2 separate regions of the Homo sapiens genome follow, and region 1 is linked to region 2. A link is an interaction called in ENCODE POLR2A ChIA-PET data of the cell type or tissue named here. Cell type or tissue: Caco-2. All regions are shown on one strand. Links, peaks and the distances in the headings refer to the core of each region. The heading gives the core; the rest is flanking DNA. Region 1 has its middle 21 kb from the start of LDB1. Region 2 has its middle 7.8 kb from the start of TAF5.

Region 1 (9,930 bases), core at 247-5,246, 1.3 Mb after region 2:
TTTCCTGACCCGGTCTGATCTGATTCAGCCAGAGAGCTCCATCCCCTTTCCTAGGAACCTACTGTAGTCTGGTGCAACTTCCAACCCCTCTTTTATACCCTTAGCCCAGTCCAGCCTGACTTCTTTTTTTTTTTTTTAAGATAGAGTCTTGCTGTGTCGCCCAGGCTGGAGTGTAGTGGCATGATGTCGTCTCACTGCAACCTCTGCCTCCTAGTTCAAATGATTCTCATGCGTCCCAAGTAGCTGGGACTACAGGCACATGACACCATACCTGGCTAATTTTTTTATTTTTTATTTTTAGTAGCGACGTGGTTTTACCATATCAGGAGTTCAAGACTAGCCTGGGCAATATAGTGAGACCTCATCTCTACTTTTTCTTTTTTAAGAGATGGAATCTTGTTCTGTCGACGAGGCTGGAGTGCAGTGGCATGATCTCGGCTCACTGCAACCTCCGCCTCCTGGGTTCAAGTGATTCTCCTGCCTCAGTCTCCCTAGTAGCTGAGACTACAGGTGCGCACCACCATGCCCAGCTAGTTTTTGTAATTTTAGTAGAGATGGGTTTTCACCATGTCAGCCAGGCTGGTCTTGAACCCTTGACCTTAAGTGATCTGCCTGCCTTGGCTTCCCAAAATGCTGAGATTACAGACCTGAGTCACTCCACCCAACCGAGACCTCATCTCTAAAATAAATAAATAAGCTGAGTGTGGTGGTGCATCTATAGTCCCAGCTACTTGGGAGGCTGAGGTGGGAGAATTACTTGGGCCTGGGAAGTTGAGACAACAGTGAGTTGTGATTGCACCACTGCACTCCAGCCCAAGTGACAGAGCAAGACTCTCTGTCTCAAACAACAACAACAACAACAACAACAAAACAGGTGCAGTGGTTCAGAACGCCTGTACTCCCAACAATTTTGGAGGCCGAGGCAGGTTGATCACCTGAGGTCAGGAGTTCGAGACCAGTCTGGCCAACATGGTGAAACCCCATCTCTACCAAAGATACAAAAATTAGCTGGGCATGATCATGCACCTGAAGTCCCAGCTACTCGGGAGGCCGAGGCATGAGAATCACTTGAACCTGGGAGGCAGAGGTTGCAGTGAGCTAAGATTGTGCCACTGCACTCCAGCCTGAACAACAAAGTAACACTTTGTCTCAAATATATATATATTGAGTCAGCAGCTCCCTAGTTTCATGATGGACTTCGAAGCCACTGGTTTAAGCTGGGCATAGTGGGACTGTGCCCATATAGTTCTGTGCCTATAGTCCCAGCTACTTGGCAGGTGGCAGGCTGAAGCAAGAGGATTGTTTGAGGCCAGGAGCTTGAGGCCACAGTGTGCTATGATAGCACCAAGGAATCGCCACTGCACTTCAGCCTGGGCAACATAGCAAGACCTTGGTCCCAGCTCCCTAGTACCCAGAATGTTTATAACGACTATGACTGTCATTCATGTGGCCACAGCCCCATTCACTCAGGGCCCAGCTCTGGGGCTCCTCCTAACCCCCACCCTAAGGTCATAGATGAAATGGATGGGAGACTACATACTCAAAAGTTCTAAGCTGGGGAGTGTGGGAAGCTGAATGGGAATGGAAGCTGACTCACACTTCCAGATTCCTTCTTCAGCCTCAGGAGAGGCTCATTTTCCCACTGATTTCAGGACCCATTTCCAGAGGAAGCCAAACCCTGGATTACTTCCCTCCTTGCTGCTCCACCTCTATTCCACCAGCTCACCTCTACAAGAGGAGGACCTAGGGCCAGTCCCTGGAGAAAAGTCCCAAAGGAGCTTGGGGGAGAAAAATCTTCTCCCCATCACCCCCAACAACTGAGGCTGCCTGGAGGATGAGGTAGGCTAATTTCTCTCCCTTTCCTTTAACGGATTTCAGATGCACAGAACTAGATTAATCATAACCTTGGTTCATGACACACTCTCATCATTGTTCCATGCACAGCACACATTTACTTATAAGGCTATCATATGGGGCCAGGTGCGGTGGCTTACGCCTGTAATCCCAACATTTTGGGAAGCCAAGGCAGGTGAATCACCTGAGGTCAGGAGTTCAAGACCCACCTGGCCAACATGGTGAAACCCTGTCTCTATGAAAAATACAAAAAAAAATTAGCTGGGCATGGTGGTGCATGCCTGTTAATTCCAGTTACTTGCGAGGCTGAGGCAGGAGAATCACTTGAGTCCGGGAGGTGGAGGTTACTGTGAGCGGAGATTGCACCATTGCACTCCAGCCTGGGCGACAGAGCGAGACTCCATTTCAAAAAAAGACTATAAGAAATAATCAACATGGGCCGGGCACGGTGGCTCATGCCTGTAATCCCAGCACTTTGGGAGACCAAGGCGGGCGGATCACAAGGTCAGGAGCTTGAGACCATCCTGGCTGACACGGTGAAACCCCATCTCTACTAAAAATACAAAAAATTAGCCGGGTATGGTGGCGGGTGCCTGTAGTCCCAGCTACTCGGGAGGCTGAGGCAGGAGAATGGCGTGAATCCGGGAGGCGGTGCTTGCAGTGAGCCAAGATCGCGCCACTGCACTCCAGCCTAGGCGACAGAGCAAGACTCCGTCTCAAAAAAAAAAAAAAAAAAGAAATAATCAGCATGAAAGCTAGGACCTTGGGAATAACTTGGCAATAAATCTAGCTATGTGTTCCATCTCTCAAGATATCCATCATTCTCTTGTTTTCCTTATATACACACACATATATATTTTATAAGACAGAGTTTCACTATGTTGCTCAGAATGTAGTGCTGTAGCTATTCACAGACCCGATCATAGTGCACTGCAACCTCAAACTCCTAGACTTAAGCAATCGTCCTGCTTCAGCCTCCCAAGTAGCTGGGACTACATGCATAGCTGGGACTGTAGGTGGCACCACTACACCTGGCTCCTTTTCCATACTTACCAGCTGTATGTATTCCTGAAAATTTATAAGAATTTTTAGCTGGGAGCGGTGGCTCACACCTGTAATCCCAGCACTTTGGAAGGTCGAGGCGGGTGGATCACCTGAGGTCAGGAGTTCAAGACCAGCTTGACCAACATGGTGAAACCCTGTCTCTACTAAAAATACAAAAATTGGCCGGGTGTGGTGGCTCACGCCTATAATCCCAGCACTTTGGGAGGCCGAGGCGGGCGGATCACAAGGTCAGGAGATTGAGACCATCCTGGCTAATGCGATGAAACCGCGTCTCCACTAAAAATACAAAAAATTAGCCGGGTGTGGTGGTGGGTGCCTGTAGTCCCAGCTACTTGGGAGGCTGAGGCAGGAGAATGGCAGGTGAACCCAGGAGGTGGAGCTTGCAGTGAGCCGAGATGGCACCACTGCACTCCAGCGTGGGCGACAGAGCGAGACTCCGTCTCAAAATAAAAAAAATAAAACTACAAAAATTAGCTGGGCATGGTGGCAGGCACATGTAATCCCAGCTACTTGGGATTACTCCATCTCAGAAAAAAAAAATTTTTTTTAAGTTTAGTTATTTTTTACATTATTATAAGGGAGTATTGCTGTATGTAATTTTTGGTGGCTTATTATATTGTATTAACAAGATTTATATTGTTACATATTGCTTACAGTTTACTCATTTTGGGAACTCTATAATATTCCATTTTGTGACTCTACCCAGTTATTCATTCTCCTGTCACTGGACATTTGGGTTGTTTCCAGGTTTTGGCTATTGTGAAGAGTATTTCCATAATTTTACTTCCATCTCCTACTGTAAATGTGCAGTTTTTCCTGGTTATATGTTTAGTAGTAGTCTCTGCAAACTCATGTTCCCACCTCTGAAGCCTAAGCTTGAGTGCTTTTACTATGGAAGTTCTACGGTTAACTCAAATTAAAATTTTAACATTTATTGAGTCCCTGCTATATAAACTCTACTCGGCTCGTTCATCCATTCGGTCAACCAAGCTAAATTTAGTGAGCATCTACAAAATGCCTGGAGCTGGAGACAGAACAGTGAATAAGACAATATGGCATATTACACAACTGGGTGGAGAAATAGATATTACAACAAATGGGGGCAGGCACGGTGGCTCACGTCTGTTATCCCAGCACTTTGGGAGGCCAAGGTGGGTGGATCACTTGAGGTCAGGAGTTCGAGACCAGCCTGGCTAATATGGTGAAACACTATCTCTATGAAAAATAAAAAATTAGCCGGATGTGGTGGCACACACCTAATCCCAGCTACTCTGGAGGTTGAGGCATGAGAATCACTTGAACCTGGGAGGCAGAGTTTGCAGTGAGCAGTGATCACGCCACTGCACTTCAGCCTGGGCAACAGAGCAAGACTCCGTCTCAAAAATAAAAAAATAAAATAAACAAATGGCCACATACATACACATACGCAGTGACAATTTTTTTTTTTTTTTTTTGAGACAGGCTCTCACTCTGTTGCCCAGGCTGTAGTGCAGTAATGCGATCATGGTTCGTGGCAGACTTAACCTCCCGGGCTCAATCAATTCTCCTATCTCAGCCTCCAGAGTAGCTGGGACCACAGGCATGCACCACCATGCCTGGCTAATATTTGTATGCTTTTACAGAGACAGGGTTTTGCCATGTTGCCCAGGTTGGTCTCAAACTCCTGGGCTCAAGCCATCCTCCATCCTCCCTCCTCGGCTTCTCAAAGTGCTGGGATTACAGGGGAGAGCCACTGTACCCAGCTGACAATTTATGATATAACCAAATAGTGTAGGATAAACATATAACAGGGAGACCTTATTTAATCTGGTGTGTTAAGGAAAGCCTCTCTGAGGGAATATTTCAGCGGAGACTTGAAGGATGAGGAAGACTTAGTCAAGTAAAGAGTATGGGGAATAGGATTTCAGGTATAGGAAACACACTCTGATGCTGGGGAGTGTTTGCTGGGTTAAATTAGAAGAAGGCCAGCTGCAGTGGCTCACACCTGTAATCCCAGAACTTTGGGAGACTGAGGTGGGTGGATCACTTGGGGTCAGGAGTTCAAGACCAGCCTGGTCAACATGGTGAAACCCTGTCTCTACTAAAAATACCAAAAAAAAATTAGCCAGGTGTGGTGTGCATGCCTGTAGTCCCAGCTGCTCAGGAGGCTGAGGCACAAGAATTGCTCGAACCTGGGAGGCAGAGGTTGCAGTGAGCGAGGATCATGCCACTACACTCCAGCCTGGGCGACTAAGTGGGACTCCATCTCAAAAAAAAAAAAAGAGCCTGGGCGAGGTGGCTCATGCCTGTAATCCCAGCACTTTGGGAGGCCGAGGCGGGCAGATCACCTGAGGTCAGGAGTTCAAGACCAGCCTAGCCAACATGGTGAAACCCCATCTCTACTAAAAAATACAAAAATTAGCTGTGCGTGGTGGCAGCCGCCTGTAGTCCCAGCTACTCGGGAGGCTGAGGCAGGAGAATCGCTTGAACCCAGGAGGTGGAAGTTGCAGTGAGCTGAGATCATGCCACTGCATGGTGAAAGAGCGAGACTCCATCTCAAAGAAAAAAAAAAAAAGGCAGGGCACAGTGGCTCATGCCTGTAATCCCAACACTTTGGGAGGCCGAGGCGGGCGAATCACGAGCTCAGGAGATCAAGACCATCCTGGCTAACACAGTGAAACCCCGTCTCTACTAAAAATACAAAAAATTAGCTGGGCATGGTGGCGGGCGCCTGTAGTCCCAGCTACTCTGGAGGCTGAGGCAGGAGAATGGCGTGAACCTGGGAGGCGGAGCTTGCAGTGAGCCAACATTATGCCACTGCACTCCAGTCTGGGCGACAGAGTGAGACTCCGTCTCAAAAAAAAAAAAAAAAAGATTAGAAGAAAACCAGTGGGTTCTGAACAAGGGCAAATGGTAGCAGGAGGGAGAAGCTGGAGCCAGACTGGACAAGGCTGCTGTGTTGATGATTATTATAATGATAGCGTTTAACATTCATTCTGCACCAGCTACTGTGAGAAACCCTTTAAGTCAATTTTCTCATTAAAAACTGACCAGCCAAGCGAGGTGGCTCACGCCTGTAATCCCAGCACTTTGGGAGGCCAAGGCGGGCAGATCACAAGGTCAGGAGTTCGAGACCAGTTTGGCCAACATGGTGAAACCCTGTCTCTACTAAAAAAATACAAAAATTAGCTGGGCATGGTGGCATGTGCCTCGGGAGGCTGAGGCAGGAGAATTGCTTGAAAGTGGGAGGTGGAGGTTGCAGTGAGCCGAGATCGCACCACTGCACTCCAGCCTGGGCAACACAGCAAGACTCTATCTCAAAACAAACAAACAAACAAAAAAAACTGACCACATTGGGCCAGGCGCGGTGGCGCACGCCTGTAATCCCAGCACTTTGGGAGGCTGAGGCAGGCAGATCACCAGGTCAGGAGTTCAAGACCAGCCTGGCCAACATAGTGAAACCCTGTCTCTACTAAAAATACAAAAATTAGCCGGGCGTGGTGGCGGGCGCCTGTAGTCCCAGCTACTTGGGAGGCTGAGGCAGGAGAATCGCTTGAACCCGGGAGGCAGAGGTTGCAGTGAGCGGAGATCGTGCCACTGCACTCCAGCCTGGGCGACACAGCAAGACTCTGTCTCAAAACAACAACAACAACAAACAAAAAAAAACCTGACCATACTGTATGATGTAGGTACTGGGGGAATTGGTTCCAGAATGGATATCAAAACCCACGGATGCTTAAGTCCCTTATATAAGATGGTATAGTCTTTGCATATGACCTATGCATATTCTCCCATATACTTTAAATCATCTCAAGATTACTTATAATACTTAATACAATGTAAATGCTATATAAATAATTGTTATATTGTGTTGTTTAGAGAATAATGACAAGGAAAAATCTCTGTACATGTTCAGTGCAGATGCAACCATCCTTTTAGGGGGAATTTTTTTTTCTTATCTTTTTCTATAATGATGTTGACATCATATTTTTGGAATATTTTCCATCCGTGGTCAGTTGAATCCACAAATGCAGAACCTGAACATATATATGGAGGACCAATTAGCTCCCATTTTATTTATCTTTATTTTTATTTATTTTTTATTATTTTATTTATTTATTTATTTATTTTGATTCAGAGTCTCACTCTGTCGCCCAGGCTGGGCTGCAGTGGCGCGATCTTGGCTCACTGCAAGCTCCACCTCCCAGGTTCACGCCATTCTCCTGCCTCAGCCTCCCGAGTAGCTGGGACTACAAGCGCCCACCACCACACCTGGCTAATTTTTCTTTGTATTTTTAGTAGAGACGGGGTTTCACCGTGTTAGCCAGGATGGTCTCAATCTCCTGACCTCATGATCCGCCTGCCTCGGCCTCCCAAAGTGCTGGGATTACAGGCGTGAGCCACCGCACCTGGCCGCTAGCCTGGCCTATTTTTTATTTTTATTTATATATTTTGTGAGACAGGGTCTCACTGTCACCCAGGCTGGAGTGCAATGATGCTATCATATCTCATCTCAGCCATGAACTCCTGGGTTCAAAGGATTCTCACGCCTCAGCCGTTCAAATAGCTAGGACTAAAGGCATGCACTACTACGCCCAGCTGTCTCCCATTTTATTTACCTAGGAGGAAACTAAGGAACAGAGAGGTCAAGCAGCTTGCCCAAGGTCACAGAGCCAGCAAGGATTTTGAATTTCATCCAAATGTAATGGGTTGTCACCAAAGGATCTAATGCAGGTCATGTTTAAGAGCTGGTCCCTGCCTTCCAGAAAAGAGAGAAAGGGCCGGGTGTGGTGGCTCACACCTGTACTCCCAGCACTTTCGGAGGCCGAGGCGGGTGGATCACCTGAGGTCAGGAGTTCAAGACCAGCCTGGCCAATGAAGTTTAGACTTAATTTTATAGAGAGTGGAAAACCACCAAAAGTTTTTCAACAGAGAAGTGACCTACTCAGATCTGTTATTTTTTAAATTTTTTTATTTTTTTTAAATAAGGTTAGTTTGATGTGGTGTGTAGAACTGGAGAGGGGAAACTAATTAGGAGGCTATGAGGTCCATGCTGCTAGTAATGTAGAAAACCCAAACCAAACCACACAAAAAGATCCTAACTTATAAAATAAAACAAATACAAGATTAAAGAATTAGTCCGGGTGTGGTGGCTCACGCCTGTAATCCCAGCACTTTGGGAGGCCGAGGTGGGTGGATCACCTGAGGTCAGCAGTTCAAAACCTGAGGTCAGGAGTTCAAGCCTGGCCAACATGGTGAAACCCTGTCTCTACTAAAAATACAAAAAAAAACTAGCCAGGTGTGGTAGCAGGTACCTGTAATCCCAGCTACGGGAGGCTGAGGCAGGAGAATTGCTTGACCTGGGAGGCTGAGGTTGTAGTAAGCTGAGATAGTGCCACTGCACTCCAGCCTGGGTGACAGAGAAGACTCCATCAAAAAAGAAAAAAAAAAAAAAAGAAAAACAAGATTAAAGAATTAAATGTAAGTAAATAAAGTTAGAAGAAAATGAGATTAAATAGTATTCATCAGCCTTGTAGGAATATGTGTGTGGGTGATAAACTTGCAAGCTTAAATACTATAGAAGAAATCAAAAAGGAAGAGAGTAAATTTTATCCCAATTAAAAAAAAAAAAAGGAAAGAATGACCAGTTTGACTACATACAAATTTACAACTTTGGTGTATATATGTATAAGTAAAAACGAAACCAAACCTCTAAAGAGAACAAACAAGAAAGCAATATGCTGAGAAATATATTTGCAGCAAATATGATAAAGAGTTAAAATGTTTTTGTATAAGTAGGGTGCAGTGTGGGACACCTGTAGTCCAAGCTACTGGGGAGGGTGAGGCAGGAGGATCCCTTTATAAAGCTTCGGAGTTTGAGGCCGGGCGCAGTGGCTCACACCTGTAATCCCAGCACTTTGGGAGGACGAGGCGGGCGGATCACAAGGTCAGAAGATCGAGACTATCCTAGCTAACACGGTGAAACCCCTTCTCTACTAAAAAATATAAAAAATTAGCCGGGCACGGTGGCGGGCGCCTGTAGTCCCAGCTACTCAGGAGGCTGAGGCAGGAGAATGGCATGAACCTGGGAGGCGGAGCTTGCAGTGAGCCAAGATTGCGCCACTGCACTCCAGCCTGGGTGAGAGCGAGACTCTATCTCAAAAAAAGAAAAAGAAAAAAAAGCTTCGGAGTTTGAGCCCAGCCTGGGCAGCATAGCAAGACTCTGATCCTAAAAATAAATAAATAAATAATTTTTGTATAATTAATTTATGCAAAATAGGTTTTGTTTTGTTTTTTAAAAGGCCCCTCAATAAATAAATGGGAGCCAGGCATGGTGGGTCATGCCTGTCGTCCCAGCCTTTTGAGGGGCTGAGGCAGGCGGATCACGTGAGGTCAGGAGTTCAAGACCAACCTGGCCAATATGATGAAACCCCGTCTCTAGTAAAAATAGAAAAAAATAGCTGGGCATGGTGGTACACACCTGTAATCCCAGCTACTCGGGAGGCTGAGGCAGGAGAATCGCTTGAACCCAGGAGGCAGAGGTTGCGGTGAGCTGAGATCACGTTACTGCACTCCAGCCTGGGCAACAGAGCGAGACTCCATCTCAACAATAACAACAAAAAATACAAAAATTAGCCGGACATGGTGGCAGGCGCTTGTAATCCCAGCTACTTGGGGGCTGAGACTGGAGATCGCTTGAACCCGGGACAGAGGTTGCAGTGAGCTGAGATTGTGCCACTGCACTTCAGCCTGAGCAACGGTGTGAGAATCTGTCTCAAAAACAAAACAAATAAAAATAAAAATGACAGCTGGGCGCAGTGGCTCACCCCTGTAATCCCAGCACTTTGGGAGGCTGAGGTGGGTGGATTACCTGAGGTCAGGAGTTCGAGACCAGCCTGGACAACATGGTGAAACCCCACCTCTACTAAAAATATAAAAACTAGCCGGGCATGGCCGGGCGTGGTGGCTCATGCCTGTAATCCCAGCACTTTGGGAGGCTGAGACGGGCAGATCACGAGGTCAGCAGATCGA
Region 2 (9,930 bases), core at 2,230-7,229:
GAGACGGAGTCTCACTCTGTCGCCCAGGCTGGAGTGCAGTGGCCGGATCTCAGCTCACTGCAAGCTCCACCTCCTGGATTTAGGCCATTCTCCTGCCTCAGCCTCCCGAGTAGCTGAGACTACAGGCGCCCACCACCATGCCTGGCTAATTTTTTGTATTTTCAGTAGAGATAGGGTTTCACCGTGTTAGCCAGGATGGTCTCGATCTCCTGACCTCGTGATCCGCCCGCCTCGGCCTCCCAAAGTGCTGGGATTACTGGCGTGAGCCACCGCGCCCGGCCTGAATTAATTTTTTTTCAATCTCAGCTCACTGCAAATTCCACCTCCCAGGTTCAAGTGATTCTCATGCCTCAGCCTCCCGAGTAGCTGGGATTACAGGTGTGCACTACCATGCCCAACTAATTTTTATATTTTTAGTAGAGATGCGGTTTTGTCATGTTGGCCAGGCTGGTCTCAACCTCCTGACCTTAAGTGATCTTCCCGCCTCAGCCTCCCAAACTCCTGGGATTACAGGAATGAGCCACCGCACCTGGTTAACCCTGTGTTTAAAAAATAATAATAGTAATAATTCTATAACCCCTCACACTTTCTTTTTCTTTTTTTTTTTTTTGAGACGGAGTCTTGCTCTGTCGCCCAGGCTGGAGTGCAGTGGTGTGATCTCGGCTCACTGCAACCTCCGCCTCCCAGGTTCAAGCAATTCTCCTGCCTCAGCTTCCCAAGTAGCTGGGACTACAGTCGTGCACCATCATACCTAGCTAATTTTTGTATTTTTAGTAGAGACAGGGTTTCACCATGCTAGCCAGGCTGGTCTCAAACTCCTGACCTCGTGATCCACCTGCCTCGGCCTCCAAAAGTGCTGGGATTACAGGCGTGAGCCACTGCGCCCGGCATAACCCCTCACACTTTCACACACTAGTTTTAGCATCCATTGCTGAATTTTTTTTTTTTGCGTCAGTTATTAATACCATGGTTACCAATTGGTGCTTTTCTAATTTCATCATTTCTCCTACACTTATTAGTTGGTTTTCTAATGGAAGGAAGAAATTTTCCATCTCTTGGTTGGGCACAGTGGCTCACGCCTGTAATCCCTGTACTTTGGGAGGCTGAGGCCGGGGTGGGGGTCACTTGATGTCAGGAGTTTGAGAATAGCCTGGCTAACATGGTGAAACCCCATCGCTACTAAAAAAAAAAAAAAAAAAAAGCCTGGCATGGTGGCTCACGCCAGTAATCCCAGCTACTTGGGAGGCTGAGAGGAGAATCATTTGAACCCAAGAGGCGAGGTTGCAGTGAGCCGCCATCATGCCACTGCACTCCAGCCTGGGTGACAGAGGAGACTCTGTCTCAAAAAAAATAATAATTTTCTGTCTCCCTATTTATTTATTCACACAGTTACTATCAACATTTTTATTTTGATATTGTCACAAATTTGATCATTAGGATCTCCTTCAAACTGGCTCCTGTATTTCTTTGACATGGCCACATAATTGTTTGAGCACTTCCTTCTTAATTTCTAGCACAATGAGACATTCTACACTCCCTTTATATTGTCCCAGGCTAGAGTACAGTGGCACATTCATGGCTCACAGCAGCCTCGACCTCCCTGGGCTCAGGTGATCCTCCCACCTCAGCCTCCCAGGTAGCTGAGACCACAGGCATGTGCCACCATGCCTGGCTAACTTTTGTGTTTTTTGTAGAGATGGGGTTTTGACACGTTGCCCAAGCTGGTCTCAAACTCCTGAGCTCAAGTGATCCACCTACCTTGGCCTCCCAAAGTGCTGGGAATACAGGCATGAGCCACCGTGCCTGGCAAGTTCCTTTTATTGGTATTAGAAACCAAGACCAGAGTGTGAGGTATGTAATTGCTTCTAGGCCCTCTCAGCAGATAGTGCTGAGAAATGTACATACATCTACATGTACATATCTATCTATATCCATTTATCTTTATCCTTAAGTTCACCTTAAATGTCTCCAATTCTAATCTAGTAAAGCAGAATTTATTCTATCCATTCCCTTTTCTGTATTTTTGACACCCTTTTCCAATAGTGAGAATTCTGTCATTGTTCACAACATATTTACTTACTTGCTCAATCCTAGGATGTAGAGAAAGTGGCTTCAGAATTGCTAACCTATGTCTCTTTTAAAAAAGAAGTGTACTAATTAGATTCAATAATTTTTAGAATGCTGGCAGTTCTAGCTTTGCACAATAGTCTGGGGCCATAAAAAATAAGTGTGCTGGCCAAGTGCAGTGGCTCACGCCTGTAATCCCAGCACTTTGGGAAGCTGAGGCAGGCGGATCACCTGAGTAGAGGAATTTGAGACCAGCTGGCTAACATGGTGAAAACCCATCTCCACTAAAAATACAAAAATTAGCCAGGCATGGTGGCGGGCACCTGTAATCCCAGCTACTTGGGAAACTGAGGCAAGAGAATCACTTGAACCTGGGAGACAGAGGCTGCAGTAAGACAAGATTGCTCCACTGCACTTCAGCCTGGGTGACAGAGCAAGACTCCATCTCAAAAAAAAAAAGTTTGCAAGTGGAAACCATGCAAAGTGATATTAATAATCAATGTTAACATTGCTCTGTGACCTTCAAAAAATGTGAAAATATTCAACAGTCTCTTACTGTTGGGTGTAAATGTATAGAAAAATGAAAAACAGGCCAGGCATGGTGGCTCACGCCTGTAATCCCAGCACTTTGGGAGGCAGAGGCAGGTGGATCAGGAGATGACGAGATCAAGCCCATCCTGGACAACATGGTGAAACTCTGTCTCTACTAAAATACAAAAAATTAGCTGAGCATGGTGGCGTGCACCTGTACTTCCAGCTACTGCAGAGGCTGAGGCAGGGGAATTGCTTGAACCTGGGAAGTGGAGGTTGCAGTGAGCCGAGATCGAGCCACTGCACTCTAGTCTGATGACAGGGCAAGACTCTGTCTCAAAAAAAAAACAAAAATGAAAAACATAGTAAAACTAATATTTATTTGGTACACTGTAACTTAAAATATTAGAAACATTGAGGATTGGCTGGGTGCTGTGGCTCATGCCTGTAATCCCAGCACTTTGGGAGGCCGAGGCGGGTGGATCACGAGGTCAGGAGTTCAAGACCAGCCTGGCCAAGATGGTAAAACCCCTTCTCTACTAAAAATACAAAAGTAGCCGGGCGCAGTGGCAGGCACCTGTAATCCCAGCTACTTGGGAGGCTGAGGCAGGAGAATCGGTTGAACCTGGGCGGCAGAGGTGGCAGTGAAGCAATATTGCGCCACTGCACTCCGGCCTGGGTGATAGAGTGAGACTCCGTCTCAAAAAAAAAAAAAAAAGAAACATTGAGGATTAAAGTGCTTCATTTCTTTGTTAAAAATTCATCAAGAATAATAGGAGTCCAAAAGGCTTATTGGAAAAAAAAAAACTCATTACGAATAGTTTGAATAGTGCTTGCCTTCTTCTCTTATAATTTACAGTATAGTGATAGTGTGTTTTTCGTTCCTTAGCAAATTGTCGTACTCCTTTCTAAGTTTGCATTTTTTTTCTTTTGTGCTTTCAATGTTGTGAAATGTCTCTGAGACCTCGTATTTAATGCAAAGGTTTTTTTGCTGGCAACACTTCCTCTGGGATATCTTCATCCTTTTAATAACAACAAATTTCATCATTTATGTCAATAAATTTGCCATTTATGGGTGATTGAAATTTGACTTCCAACACTTTTCCTTTCGTTACTACACTTTCATGTTTGTTCATTAATTCTTTCTTCTGATTATTTATTTGTTTGTTTTGAGACAGGGTCTCACTCTGTTGTCTGGGCTTGAGTGCAAGGTGTAATTGTGTCTCACTACAGGCTCAACCTCCTAGGCTCAAGGGATCCTCCTACCTCAGCCTCCCAAGTAGCTGGGACTACAGGCTCGAGCCACCACACCTGGCTAATTTTTGTATTTTTTATAGAGACAGGGTTTCACTATGTTGCCCAGGCTGGTCTTGAACTCCTGGGCTCAAATGATCCACCCGCCCGCCTCAGCCTCCCACAGTGCTGGGATTACGGGCATGAGCCATTGTGCCAGCCTGATTATTCATTTTTATAAAATGTCATGTGAGTCACTGGCAGACAAGGAGACAAGACAACTACAACTGAATAAGGTAAGTACAATGACCAATCACCAGCTGACTTTGAAAGAAGTAAGATGCCTGGCGCAGTGGCTCATGCCTGTAATCGCAGCACTTTGGGAGGCCTAGGCGCAGGGATCACCTGAGGTCAGCAGTTCGAGACCAGCGTGACCAACATGGAGAAACCCCGTCTCTACTGAAAATACAAAATTAGCCGGGCATAGTGGCACATGCCTGTAATCCCAGCTACTCAGGAGGCTGAGGCAAGAGAATTGCTTGAACCCGGGAGGCGGAGGTTATGGTGAGCTGAGATCGTGCCATTGCACTCCAGCCTGGGCAACAAGAGCAAAACTCCATCTCAAAAAAAAAAAAAAAAGAAAGAAAAGAAAGAACTGAGATGATGGTTACCGATCACCAGGTGTCTCTTGTTTACTTAGAGATTTGTGGACTGAAGAGCTAGTAGCAAAGTTTATACTTTATGCAATTACAGTTAATATACTATGGTAACTACCTTTGAACCATGTTATTGTTGGACTGATGTTATTTAATTAAACTGTGGTAATTGAAATTCATACATGTCGGAACTGAACAAAGCAAGAACCTTCTGTATTTTTTGTGTTTAGCCTATGGATATATAGTCCAAATCCTATGCTGAAAAGTAATTTGGGTTAGTTCTTCCCCACCCCATCCTTCACGGTGGTTATCTTAATCATTTGAAGCACGGTTTGATTAATTTATTTCTCTTTGTATTCTATATATATATATATATATATATATATATATATTTTTTTTTTTTTTTTTTTTTTTTTTTTTTTTTTTGAGATGGTGTCTCGCTGTTGCCCAAGCTGGAGTGCAGTGGCGCAATCTCGGCTCACTGCAGGCTCCGCCCCCCTGGGGTTCACGCCATTCTCCTGCCTCAGCCTCTGGAGCAGCTGGGACTACAGGTGCCCGCCACTTCGCCTGGCTAATTTTTTGTATTTTTAGTAGAGACGGGGTGTCACTGTGTTAGCCAGGATGGTCTCGATCTCCTGACCTCATGATCCGCCCGCCTCGGCCTCCCAAAGTGCTGGGATTACAGGCGTGAGCCACCACGCCCGGCTGTGTTCAATTTTAGAAGGTTTCCCATCTTATTTTTAAATATAAAATTCAGAACTATGCAAAAAAGTATATTCAGGGAAGTGTCATACCCATTCCTTCTATCCTTTGTTCCACCCCATTCTAACCACACCTTTTTATCCTTTCTGTTTCTTTTTCAAATGTGCAGATAAGGTACAGTATATTTTCTTCTTTCTCTTTCTTTTCTTTTTATTTATTTATTTATTTATTTATTTATTTATTTATTTATTTATTTTTTGAGACAGAGTCTCACCTCTGTCGCCCAGGCTGGAGTGCAATGGCATTATCTTGGCTCACTGCAACCTCCGCCTCCCAGGTTCATGCGATTATCCTGCCTCAGCCTCCTGAGTAGCTGGGATTACAGGCACCTACCACCACGCCCAGCTAATTTTTGCATTTTTAGTAGAGACGGGGTTTCACCACGTTGGCCAGGCTGGTCTCGAATTCCTGACCTCAAATGATCCACCCGCCTCAGCCTCCCAAAGTGCTGGGATTACAGGCATGAGCCACCACGCCTGGCCTTTCTTTCTTTCTTTTTTTTTTTTTTTGAGATGGAGTTTCGCTCTTATTGCCCAGGCTGGAGTGCAATGGCACGATCTCAGCTCACCACAACCTCCGCCTCCCAGGTTCAAGCAATGCTCCCGCTGTAGCCTCCCAAGTAGCTGAGATTACAGGCGCACACCACCACGCCCGGCTATTTTTTGTATTTTTAGTAGAGATGGGGTTTCACCATGTTGGTCAGGCTGGTCTCGAACTCCTGACCTCGTGATCCGCCCGCCTCAGCCTCCCAAAGTGCTGGGATTACAGGCATGAGCCACCATGCCCGGCCAGCCTCTCTTTCTTAAACAAAAGGTGGCATACTATAGATCCTCTTTTTTTTTTTTGAGATGGAGTCTCGATCTCGCTCTGTCGCCCAGCCTACAGTGCAATGGCGTGATCTCAGCTCACTGCAACCTCCGTCTCCTGGCTCCAAGCAATTCTTCTGCCTCAGCCTCCTGAGTAGCTGGGATTACAGGCACACATCACCACACTCGGCTAATTTTTGTATTTTTAGTAGAGACGGGGTTTCATCATATTGGTCAGGCTGGTCTCAAACTCCTGACCTCATGATTCACCCACCTTGGCCTCCCAAAGTGCTGGGATTACAGGCGAGAGCCACCACACCCGACAGGTCCTCTTTTTTAAGTTGCTCTTTTTCACTTAACCATGTATCCTGGAAATCGGCCAGGCGAGGTGGCACACGCCTGTAATCCCAGCACTTTGGGAGGCCGAGGCGGGTGTATCACCTGAGGTCAGGAGTTCAAGACCAGCCTGACCAACATGGTGAAACCCTGTCTCTATTAAATACAAAAAACTAGCTGGGTGTGGTGACACATGCCTGTAATCCCAGCTACTTGGGAGGCTGAGGCAGGAGAATTGCTTGAACCCAGGGAGACAGAGGTTGCAGTGAGCCGAGATTATACCATTCCACTCCAGACTGGGCAACAGGAGCGAAACTCCGTCTCAAAAAAAAAAAAAATGTATCCTGGAAATCGTAACTGTCTTTAGAGAAATTCCTCATTCTTTTCTTTTTTTAGCATTGCACAGTACTCTATCTTGTGGATGTTCAATTGTTTATTTAACTACTCTCCTATGTATGGCCATTTAGTTTCCAGAATTGTGTAATTACCAACAGTGCTGCATTAAATAACCTTTTGTGTATGTATTTTTATATTGTTGGATTGTATCTTCAGAATAAATTCCCAGAAGAGTGATCACTAGGTGAAAAGATAAGTGGACATTTTGTTTTCCCAGGTGTTGCAGAATTCCCCTTCATAAAGTTTGTATCAATTTGCAATCCTGTCAGCAATGTGTGAGAGTGACTATTTCCTCACAGCCTCATCAACAGAGTGAATTGTTACTTCCTAAATTTTTGCCATTCTGATAGGTGAGAAATGGTATCTCAGTATGGTTTATTATTATTGTCATTATCATCATTTAATTTACATGTAATAAAGTTGAACTTTTTTGATGTACTTTTGTGAGTTTTAACACATCTTATAGATTTTTATTTTATTTTTGAGACGGGGCCTGGCTCTGTCACCTAAGCTGGGGTGCAGTGGCACAATTATGGCTCACTGCAGACTCCACCTCGTGGGCTTAAGCAAACCTCCCACCTCAGCGTACCCTCCCATTATCCCTTCCCCAGTAGTTGAGTCTACAGGCGAGTGCTACCACGCCCAGTTAATCTTTTATTTTTTGTATTCTTTTTAGAGACAGGGTTTTGCCATGTTACCCAGCCTGGTCTTGAATTCCAGAGCCCAAGTGACCCACCCGCCTCAGCCTAACAAAGTTATTTATTTATTTTAGAGACAGACTGTCACTCTGTTGCCCAGTCTAGAGTGCAGTGGCAGGATCTTGGCTCACTGCAGCCCCGACCTCTCTGACTCAAGCAATCCTCCCACCTCAGCCTCCCAAGTAGCTGGGACTACAGGCACAGGCCATAACACCTGGTTAATTTTTGTATTTTTTATACAGATGTGGTTTTACCATGTTGCCCAAGGTGGGGCTTTGTCTTTGTAGTGTTTTCCTGGCTATTGTTGCATATTTTTTTTTCTATCACGTATCATAGATGTATTGAAGTTTAAAATCAACATGTCTGTTTCCATGAAAAAGCTTGTATCTATTTGGCATTTTTTCTTTTCTGTTCTTTTTTTTTTTTTTTTTTTTTTTTTTGAGATGGAATATTGCTCTGTCGCCCAGGCTGGAGTGCAGTGGCACGATCTTGGCTCACTGCAACCTCCGCCTCCCAGGTTCAAGCAGTTCTCCTGCCTCAGCCTCCCAAGTAGCTGGGGCTACAGGCGCATGCCACCATGCTCGGCTAATTTTTTGTATTTTAGTAGAGACAGGGTTTCACTGGGTTGCCCAGGCTGGTCTCGAACTCCTGAGCTCAGGCAATCCACCTGCCTTGGCCTCCCAAAATGCTAGGATTACAGGCGTGAGGACCACACTCAGCTATTTGGCTTTATTTCTTTTGATAATTTTCATTTATTTTCCAATTTTTAAATGTGTGTGTGTGTGTGTGTGTGTGTGTGTGTGTGTGTGTGTGTGTGTGTGTGTGATCATGGTCTCTCTCTGTCACCCAGGCTGGAGTGCTGGAGTGCTAGGTGCAGTGATGCTGTCATAGCTCATTGCAGCCTGGAATACCTGGGCTTAAGCAATCCTACGCCTCAGCCTCCTGAGTCACTGGGATCACAGGTGTGAGCCATCCTGCCTGTCTAAAGTTGTACATATTTTTAAGTTTCTTGTTATATGTTAACTAATTTCTTTCTTTTCATTTTTATTTTTAATTTTTTTTCAGACAGGATCTCACTCTGTTGCCCAGGCTGGAGTGCAGTGGCATGATCACAGCTCACTGCAGCCTTGACCTCCTGGGCTCAGTGATCCTCCCACCTCAGCCTCCCAGGTAGCTGGGACTACATGCACGTGCTACTACTGTGGGCAATTTTAAATGTTTTTTATTTTTGTGGAGACGGGATCTCACTATGTTGCCAGGGTGGTCTGGAACTCCTGGGGTCAAGCAATCCTCCTGCCTTGGCCTTTCAAAGTTCTGGGATTACAGGCATGGACCAACACACCAGCCTAATTGCTTTCTTTAAGGTTGTACAGATTACACTGTCAACAGCAATAAAAAAAGGCCTATTTTCACTAAAATAATAACTTGACAATTTCAACATGTGGCCAAAATACAAATGTTTCTACCTTATGACCCACGAATTCCACAGCTAGAAGTATGGAAGTAATTATCAGGTATGCGCTGGCTTTCACAGGGTTGTCCTCTGAAGAATATGATGGTGTAATACCAGGTATTTTAGAAAGTGTAAGTGTGTTCAAGTCCATGAACGGGGATTATGGGAAAGGACTTCAATATTTTATTTTATATACTTTCTCATGTTGTTTTAATTTTTTGTTTTTGTTGTTCTGATAGAGTTTCTCTCTTGTTGCCCAGGCTGGAATGCAATGGCACGATCTCAGCTCACTGCAACCTCTGCCTCCCGGGTTCAAGCGATTCCCGTGCCTCGGCCTCCTGAGTAGCTGGGATTACAGGCATGCGCCACCATGCCTGGCTAATTTTTTGTATTTTTAGTAGAGATAGTGTTTCACCACGTTGTCCAGGCTGGTCCCAAACTCTTGACCTAAGGTGATCCACTCACCTCAGCCTCCCAAAGTGCTAGGATTACAGGCGTGAGCCACTGCGCCCAGCCTTAATTCTTTATCATATGTATTACTTTATATTGTGGTACAATATATCTAAAACATAGAATTTACCACTTTAGCCATATTTAATGTACAGTTCAGTGTCATTAAGTACATTCACACTGTTGCACAGCCATCACCACCCTCCATCTCCAGATTCTTTTCGTCTTCCCAAACTGAAACTCCAAACCCGTAAAACAGAAACTCTCCATTCCTCCTCTGCCCAGCTCCTGGTAACCAGGATTTTACTTTCTGCCTGTATGACCTTAACCACCCTAGGTATCGCATATAAGTGGAATCATATAGTATTTGTCTTTTTTTTTTTTTTTTTGAGGTGGAGTCTCACTCTGTTGCCCAGGCTGAAGTGTAGTGGTGTGATCTTGGCTGGGATTACAGGCTCATGCCAACATGTCTGGCTAATTTATATATATAATTATTTTATTTTATTTTATTTTGAGATGGAGTTTCACTCTTGTTGCCCAGG

What was found. ChIA-PET counts read pairs that join two places held together with the same protein. Peaks named below come from ENCODE experiments on the same cell type or tissue, not always from the same donor. Only the 100,000 strongest peaks of a DNase experiment are listed, where the experiment ranks them.
Region 1: POLR2A ChIA-PET joins it to region 2 with 8 read pairs; 1 of 35 experiments calls an interaction of 5 or more read pairs at or near these places.

Annotation. Positions count from the first base shown.
Region 1 is chr10:102,094,269-102,104,198 of GRCh38, reverse strand. It overlaps a transcript of LDB1 not described here. Among named protein-coding and RNA genes, the nearest start is that of LDB1, 21 kb to the left of the region's middle. In Caco-2, for the core only: a CTCF peak has its summit at 2,922; a DNase peak (open chromatin) is centred at 2,866.
Region 2 is chr10:103,355,171-103,365,100 of GRCh38, reverse strand. No RefSeq gene overlaps it. Among named protein-coding and RNA genes, the nearest start is that of TAF5, 7.8 kb to the left of the region's middle. In Caco-2, for the core only: no CTCF peak of the experiment used is centred there; a DNase peak (open chromatin) is centred at 5,000.